Regions from separate parts of the Homo sapiens genome. Here region 1 is linked to region 2. The links are chromatin contacts, found by Hi-C or POLR2A ChIA-PET in ENCODE. All regions are on one chromosome and are shown on one strand. Each heading gives the region's core, a stretch centred on a gene start or an enhancer-like site at or near the end of the contact. The rest is flanking DNA. Distances are from core to core; before and after follow the strand shown.

What was found. A loop is a pair of places that touch in the nucleus more often than their neighbours do. ChIA-PET counts read pairs that join two places held with the same protein, here RNA polymerase II (POLR2A). Pooled maps may share reads with other maps.
Region 1: a loop to region 2 is called in a map of heart left ventricle, with 2.7 times the contacts of the local background. The contact joins two enhancer-like sites. A Hi-C loop is called at or near these places in 6 of 168 maps with a recorded cell type or tissue (IMR-90, Right ventricle myocardium inferior and heart left ventricle) and 3 of 50 pooled maps. POLR2A ChIA-PET finds 5 or more read pairs at or near these places in 1 of 52 experiments (T-cell).

Annotation. Positions count from the first base shown.
Region 1 is chr4:54,782,645-54,787,326 of GRCh38, reverse strand. The region is part of intron 2 of LOC105377657 (a long non-coding RNA gene); the gene reads right to left. Among named protein-coding and RNA genes, the nearest start is that of LINC02358, 61 kb to the left of the region's middle. Within about 2 kb of position 3,071, at least 12 of the 41 ENCODE cell types and tissues checked have a DNase peak (open chromatin) inside an H3K27ac peak, as active enhancers do.
Region 2 is chr4:54,939,361-54,943,581 of GRCh38, reverse strand. No RefSeq gene overlaps it. Among named protein-coding and RNA genes, the nearest start is that of LINC02358, 96 kb to the right of the region's middle. Within about 2 kb of position 1,386, at least 9 of the 41 ENCODE cell types and tissues checked have a DNase peak (open chromatin) inside an H3K27ac peak, as active enhancers do.

The DNA.
Region 1 (4,682 bases), core at 1,822-4,321, 160 kb after region 2:
TGATTAAAGACTCAAACGTAAGACCTGAAACCATAAAACTCCTAGAGAGAGGAAAAGCTTTAGTACACTGGGCTTGCTAATAATTTCTTAGATATGATACCAAAGTACAAACAACAAAAGCAAAATTGTACAATGTGACTACATGAAACTAAAAAGCTTCTGTACAACAAAGGAAACAATTAACAGAATGAAAAGGCAGCCTACAGAAAGGGAGAAAGTATTTTCTATATATATATTGATAAGGGATTAACATCCAAAATAAATAAGTTCCTACGACTTAGTAGCAAAAAACCAAATAATCTGATTTAAAAACAGGCAAACAGGCAAAGGACTTGAATAGAAATTTCTCCAAAGAAGACTTACAAATGGCCAACAGGTGTATGAAAAGATGCTCAACATCACTAATCATCAGGGAAATGTGAATCAAAGCCACAGTGAGATATCACCTCACACCCATTGATATGGTTATTGTCAAAAACAAAACAAGGCTGGGAGTAGTGGCTCACATGTGTAATGCCAGTACTGTGAGAGGCCAAGGCAGGAGGATCACTTGAGGCCAGAAGCTCAAGACCAGCCTGAGCGAAACAGTAAGACCCCGTCTCTTCAAAAAATTAAAAAATTAGCTGGGCATGGTGGTGTGCCCGTAAAATCTCAGCTACTTGGAAGGCTGAGGTGGGAGGATCGCTTGAGTCCAGGAGTTCGAGGCTGCAGTGAACTATGATCACACCACTACACACCAGCCTGGGTGACAGAGCAAGACCTTGTCTCAAAAATAAATAAATAAATCAGACAAAAAAGATTAAAATGTTGGTGAGACTGTGGAGAAATTGGAATTTTTATATACTGTTAGTGGGAATGTAAAACAGTGCAGCCAATATAGAAAACAGTATAAAGTTTCCTCAAAAAATAAAAAATAGAACTACCATATGTTCCAGCAATTCCACTACTGGGTATATCCCAAAAGAATTGAAATTAGAATCTTGCAGGGATATCTGTACTCCCATGTCCATTGCAGCAGTATTAGCAATAGCCAAGACATGGAAGCAACCAAAATGTTCACTGGCAGATGAATGGATAAAAAAATATGGTATATATATACAATGGAATATTATTCAGCCTTTAAAAAGAAGAAAATCCTGTCACTTGAGACAACATGGATGAACCCGGAGGACATTATGCTAAGTGAAATGAGCCAGTCACAGAAGACAAATACTGCATGATTCCACTTCTATGAGGTACCTAAAATAGTCAGACTCACACAAGCAGAAAATAGAAGTGACTACCAGGAGCTGAGCTGGGGGGAGTAGGTTGGGACTTGTTCAGTTGATATAAAGTTTTGGTTATGCAGGAGAAATAACTTCTAGAGATCTGCTGTACAGCATAGCACCCATAGTGAATGGTACTGTATTATGCCCTTAAACATTTGTTATGAGGTTAGATCTCATGTTAAGCACTCTTGCCAAAAACAAACAACACAAAACAAAGAAAAAGGAAAAAAACAGTGGAGGGAGGACACAGGGAAACTTTTAAAGGTGATGGAGATGTCTATTACCTTGATTGTGGTGATAGTTTTATAGGTGTATGCATATGTCCAAACTCTTCAAATTATATGCATTAAACGTACATAGTTTTAATATATCAATTATATCTCAATAAAACTATTAAAAAACAAATCAAATTAACTTCAGTACTATATATTATTTAACCTGTCATATATTTAAAAATATCATTTCAGCATGTAATCAACATAAAAATTATTAAGTATTTTCACAGTCCTTTTTTCATACTAAACCTTTGGAAACTGTTGCATATTTTATACTAACAACACATCCCAGTTCGAGACACCTATATTTCTAGTACTCAGTTGCCACATGTGGTCATGGCCACTGTAGTAGACAGTGCAGCTCTGTGGCCTCAGCCCACAGAGATGAGCCTAGGATGCTTTGCATTGCAGAACTGTCTTTCTCTTAACGCTTGAGCTATTGGGAAATCAGAGCCATGTTATTTATCATGAAAGAGCATTTGATTAAAAGTATAAAATATCCTAGGTCAGATGGCTCACTGTAGTTGCAGGGGAGACAGTGAATTGCTGACCATGCACTGTGATACATCAAAATATAGGGACATTCAGGCACCTCCTCAGCCTACTGAATCAGGATCTTTGGGGTGAGTCTAGAAAACAGATTTTTAAGTACAGGTTTTAATATGATAATAAGTGGTGCCTGTTATTAATGGGAGGACATTGAATCCCAGAGAGAATGAATGACTCACTCATGTTCTTCTCATAGTTAGGGGTCAGCTAGACCTAGAACCTCACTTGGACCCACTAGACACCTTTCCACGCCCTCACCACAATCACTGCCAACTGCTATTCCAGCACAATTCTTGCCAAGAAAATACCTGCTGTCATGTGACAGGTATCAGCACACTTTAGGAGCAGTCAAGACAACTTCCTAAGAAGGTAAACTATATTTTCCCAACTTACCAAATTAGAGTAAGAAGAATAGATTTCTTCCTTTAATCTGGCTTTGTCTCAGACTGGAAGTGCTCTCTTGTCCAGTTAGAAACTAATCGTGATAAAATTAGTAGGCCAGAAGGACACTCATGGCCCATCTTTAACAGGATTTATAGCCCTGGTTCCTTTTCTTGTTGCCTCTGTGGAAATGTGCAAGCATACACATAGTTAGGAAGGTTTGAAGGAAATGCCTTAGAGAAGTCTCAGTGACCAAGAAAAGCTAGTCAAATTGCCAGCTTCGGCCACAGCCATGTGTTAAAATGCTCTGCAGACCCAAGTGTGATCATGAAACAAGTACAGCAAGAACAGCAGGTCTGTAAACATCCTGATGACAATGGGGAACAAACAGCTGGGCCGAGACCAGATCGGTTCAGGCAAATGTGCTCGTGCTTTTGATCCAAGTGCAAGATGAGCGGATGCAGGGGAGGCGGCAGCTGCGGCACAGCTGGACTCAGGAGGCATGTGATAGCGTGACTTGCAAATCATGCTGGAAAAATTCATTCTACTAAGCTTGGACGTGAACACAGTCACGTGGGGCCCATCAGCTCACACACTGCAGCCAAGAGCGAGACAGAAATGCAACCGGGCTAATAAGAGGCGTCAGGCCCACTTCTAGTTGGACACGGCTGTCTTTCAGGGAAGGAATGGGACAGGAAATGCACTATATTTGGAAATGACTCTAAATTTAGAATGAAAGACTGACTTGAGAATACTGAAAACTTGATTGAGAGATACTTAAATGTATTTTATAAGCATGGAAGGCATTTACTGGGGTCTCTACCATAGTGTTTTTTGCTTGTTTGTTTGTTCGTTGAAGACAAGGTCTCACTGTGTCACCCAGACTGGAGTGCAGTGGCACAATCACAGCTCACTGCAGCCTCAACCTCCTGGGCTCAAGTGTTCCTCATGCGTCAGCCTCCAGAGTAGCTGAGGCTACTTGACCACAGGCAAGCACCACATGCCTGGCTAATTAAAAAAATTTTTTTTTGTAGAGATGGTATCTCCCTGTGTTGCCCTGGCTGGTCTCAAACTCTTGGGCTAAAGTGATCCTTCCACTTCAGCCTCCTAAAGTGCTGGGATTGCAGTTGGGAGCCACAGCTCCTGGCTTCATAGTGTTTAATATGAAAGGCTATTCTGATCTTTCCTACTGGTCTAGCACTTTGGGGTTTGCAAAGAGCCTTACATTCACTTTCACTTCACCAATGAGTAAATAAGCCTCAGAAAAACTGAGTAAATACTAGAGCTCCAGTGGCGCAATCGGTTAGCGCGCGGTACTTATACAGAAAAACTGAGTAAATACTGAATGTATGTGTGTGTAGACATACAATATTACATGATGTGCTATTAATATAGCATGTGTATATATACTGTTTTACACATATTTATATATATTATCATACTATATATGCATATATGCATACTATTATAATCATTCATTTAACAAATATTTATTGAGCAATTACTTAGGTACCGGGCACAGTGCAGTATATCAACAAGGGTAAGGGATGCAGACATTGCAACTCTCATGGAACTCAGAGCCTAGTTAGGAAGAAAACCATTGCATAAACAATCACAACATAAATATGATTAGAGTCTGGAGTAAGTGCTACAAAAGAAAAGTCTAAGAGGTCACAAGAGTATAAGAAGAGGGTCTGCCTTGCCTGGAGCATCAGATGCTCCCCTGAGGAAGGAGCCTGTGAGCTGAGCGGTCCGGATGAGCAGGTGTTTTCTACAGTCTGTGCATTGTGTCTGCTGAGAATCTGGAAATTAAAAATGCTGCTGTTGGGGGTTTCACCATGTACGGACGAGGCAGGAGTTCCTCCAAAAAATACAAATTCCATGAGGTTAAATCAGACCTCTCAGCCCCAATCAAAAGGTAAGGACTTCGTGGAAGCTAAGGTCAAAGTCCAATCGATTTAATAGACCCTGAGAATGTAACATCCTATGGAAGCTGAAATCTAAGTGCAGGTTAGTTCTCCCAATTGCTTTCTGCCCTTTAAGGTTAGAGAAAGATGACAGCAAGAAGCATAAAACTCAGTTGTGGCTCTCAGAGCAGTCCTTGTTTTGAGGTTTTCTTTTTTCTGTCTTCTCCTTTCCCCCCTGTCTCCTCTCTGTCTTTGTCCTCCTTCCTCTACCTTCTTTATTTTTCACTGTTATAGATTAGTAC
Region 2 (4,221 bases), core at 137-2,636:
CTCCTCTATGCACTCCACACTTCCTGTTATTCAGAGTTGTAAGGTTTTAAAGAGGATTCACATTTCTCCAGGCCGAGATTACCTATGGCTGCAATAGAATTTGACTTGCATTTTGTTTGTTGTCAATACAATAAGCCAGAAACAGATGCAGATCATTGAACTGAAGAATGACTTTTCTCTCTTGATGGCACTTTGAGCAGAAAAAACATCTTTGTCTGATGTATTGTTAAATGAAAAAAAAAAAGCAAAGTGCAGAACAATGTGTATTGTACATCATTTGCATATTTTAAAAGCATATATATGTGTATGTATGAATGTTTATATCTACATAGGATGTCTCTGGAAGAATACTCTAGAAATATAATGGCAGTTGCCTCTGGTTTGGGAACATGGTGGCTGATGGGGAGTGAGGGTGGGAGAGAGAATGATTTTTCACTGAATAGTCCTTTAAAGTTTTTTAAATTGGTGTTCAGGTTTATATTATTCCCCAAAATAATGAATACATTTTTTAAAGACAGAAACTACTTCTTCTACGGCCTATCCCTCTTCACTTTATTTAAGCTGTGTCTATTGTGTCTCAGACACACTGACTTTTTGAAGGGACTTGAGAGGAGGAGCTAGCCCAAGAGGAAGAGGCCCTTTCTGGCATGTTCTCTTCCTCTTGATAGTTGAGGTGCATATAAACATCTTCAAAGTCTCCACGGACAACAGAGACAACACGAACTGGAGCCCACTGGCTCCCACAAGTGAAAGTGATTTTCTTCATTCATGACTCAAAGGCTGTAGAGTAAAAAACAAGAACTGATCAGCTGTTTTTTTGTTTTGTTTTGTTTTTTTTTTTTTTTTTTGAGACGGAGTCTCGCTCTGTCGCCCAGGCTGGAGTGCAGTGGCGGGATCTCGGCTCACTGCAAGCTCCGCCTCCCGGGTTCACGCCATTCTCCTGCCTCAGCCTCCCAAGTAGCTGGGACTACAGGCGCCCGCCACTACGCCCGGCTAATTTTTTGTATTTTTAGTAGAGACGGGGTTTCACCGTTTTAGCCGGGATGGTCTCGATCTCCTGACTGTTTTGTTTTTAAAGACCAAACACGTCATCTTATCTTGTTCTGAGTGAGACAGCTACATGATGAACATCCTAAAAGTTGAAGACCTTGGATTTCCACCTGCAAGCCAACGATGTTTTTCTGTTAAATTCTAATCATATTATTAGAGTTTATTAATTGTTTTAACAAACAGACATCTATGTCCATTCATTTTTTTTCAAAGACAGGGTAAATAAATCAACTTTCAAATCATGTCCTTCTGCAAACACCAGCTGCACAGGAAAAGGAAGGCCGCCTGTTAGCAGCCTCTCGCTGAAGGGCTAGGCTGAGGCTGTCGGTGTGCATGCCCAGAGCAGAGCTGTCTGTTAATGAGTCCTACAGCTCACAGGAAAGAACCTCAGCGGAAAGCAAGAAGGCAGAACAATTGTGTGAACTTAGCTCCCTTTCTTATTCTCCAAACATCTGGCCACTGTATGTGTCATTTCTTTGATTCAAACTTGTTCTGGCGTTATTGATAGGGAAAATCTCCACCTGGGGGCTGGAAGGGACTGCTTCTTCATCAAAGAATAGTTAGCACAGACTCACTTTTAATAGCAAAATAATAGAGCAAGTCACTTATAAACCATGTTTCTGAAATTGCCCAGCCATGCTCTGCCAACTCTTTATGGGGAGAATAAGACAAAAGCTGGAAGCAAAGAGAGAGTAAAGAAAGCCCTTACGATTAGGGGTGAAGAAAAAACAAAGCCTGCAAGACGCCATCTTGGTGTTGGCTAACGATGGGGAAAATCTCTGCTGTTTAATATAGTGCATTTATAAACACAGATGTCAGGGACGGCAAGTTTATTTTTGTAGTTCTGCATCTTACATTTCCTCAATTGATTCTCTTTCTTTTCTTCTTCTACGTCAGAACAACCAAACAGGATTCAAGTGATGCATTTGGATGGCTTGCTTCCCTGAATTGTGTCTATATCCATTAACAGGGCAGACACTTAGTTCCACCTGTAGACATGACAGTTTTGTCATCTTCACAACTGTTCCCATTGTCCTGATCCTTATTTCATTTTACTGGGCTACCTTGAATAACAACCCCCTGGGCTTATTTTACTGGCAGTTAAAATCAGTTTTGGTAGTAATTTTGCCTGGAAATCAGCTATTAAGTTTATGTGCTTGTCAAATTTTAACTATATGCCTAATTTAAAAGTACTTAGAGCCACTTAAATTTGGTTGAGTGCCAATGTTAAGATGCAGTCAAATCTCAATGACTGCACACTGCACGCTTAGTTTGCAGCAGACTTCTTTCCCTTCTGTTTCCAACTCTCTTGTTAGCACCTGCACCAGGAAATGGGTGGGTGGGTAGGTGGGTGGGGTGCAGAGAGTGAAGGAAAATGAAAGTGATGCTGAGCCAGCACCACCAAAGGGATACTCAAAGTCTTACCTTTGGGCTCTAAAAATGAAATCAATGGCACAACTTGAGATTGGGAGAGAATAAATTGGCAGCCACATACTTGAAAGACATGCGAGAGTTTGGTTAACTGCAAGCTTAATATCTTAAAAAAACACAAAATTCATGTTAGACTTATACTAACATGCACCGTTCTAAATGTTTCATAAATATTAACTCTTTTCATTCTCACAGCAACTTTATGAGGTAAATACTATCATTATACCCAATTATCAGATGGAAAATTGAGGTATGAAGAGAATAACTTGCATATAGTTACATTGCTAGAAAGTTCCAGGGTCAGAATTCAAATTCAGCCATTCTGGCTCCAGAATCCACGCTCTGAAGGCTGCACCTTCCTCTGAGCCAGCAGCGGGGTACAGCCACTACAAAACAAATACAGAGTATGTTCCTGTTTGATGTTATCGCTGGCTGAAGCTCTTTGCAATAAATGTCATAAAGCTCAAAGTCTCTATGAAAAGAATAATAGATGTCCAAAGCCAGTTCAATTCTTTCAAATAATAGCAACAAAATAAAATTAGGGAATCTTAAAAATAATTAATATTATCCTTAATATCAACTAGAAATATAAGGGTAAAATTTCAAGCCAAATTAACTTTTCCGGGTCTTCAACTTCTCATCTGCCCAGTGCTTGGTAAGAGCTAGATAATTTCCTAATTCTTTCACATTTTAAGATTCTTATGTTCTCCCACATGATCTTTCAGGTCAGTGATGTCTCCATTTATTCAGTCATACAGAGAATTGGTGTTTTTCCAGCATTAGTTTTTGTTTTTTTTTTTTCGAGATGGAGTCTCACTCTGTCGTCCAGGCTGGAGTGCAGTGGTGTGATCTCGGCTCACTGCAACCTCCACCTCTCGGGTTCAAGCAATTCTCCTGCTTGTACCTCTTTAGTAGCTGGGATTACAGGCACCCGCCACCATGCCTGGCTAATTTTTGTATTTTTAGGAGAGACGAGGTTTCACCATGTTGGCCAGGCTGGTCTCGAACTCCTGACCTCAGGTGATCCACACACCTGGCCTCCCAAAGTGCTGGGATTGGCATTAGTTTTTTAAAAGGCACCTTGCTCGCTTTGTGGGGAACAGTCTGATAAGAAGATGAGACACAGGCATAGGGATACATACAGCTGTATGCAAGGGATACATAAAATGTATGCATACAGCTGTAATGAAAGCTTGTGCAGTGCCAGAGCTGTGGGAATTCTTAGGCAGTATCAGTTAGTGTTCTCATTTGCAGATAACGTTATCACTCTACCTGCTTTATGTAAGAAGTGTTGTTAAGGGAATATTAAACACTCCTAGAATCTTCAGAAGAGCTAGAGGAATAATCTCTGGGCTAATGCTCTAGGAACAATGCTTAACACTACCGTAGAGAACTGACCTGTTAAGGGTGATGCCTCACACTGACCCTGGGACCAACCAGATGTCTGCCACCACCTGCACCAGCGCAATGCATGTTCCATGCCCCCCTCATTTCCTTAACTCATTTCCAAATGAAAGTCTCTCATGGATCCAACAGGATTGAAAGAAACTGAAGCGCAGTGTGGGAAGGGGTGGGAAAAATAAAGTGTTTTTTGTATCCTATTTAGGGGTAGTCAGGATTCATGAGACACTCTTGAAAAGTAATGGAAACTATCAAAATGTAGAAAGAGTATTCAAGAGGTTTTAGGCAGCAACAAATAACAAATGTCTGCTGCAGATAATACATTTTTTTTACTCAGCA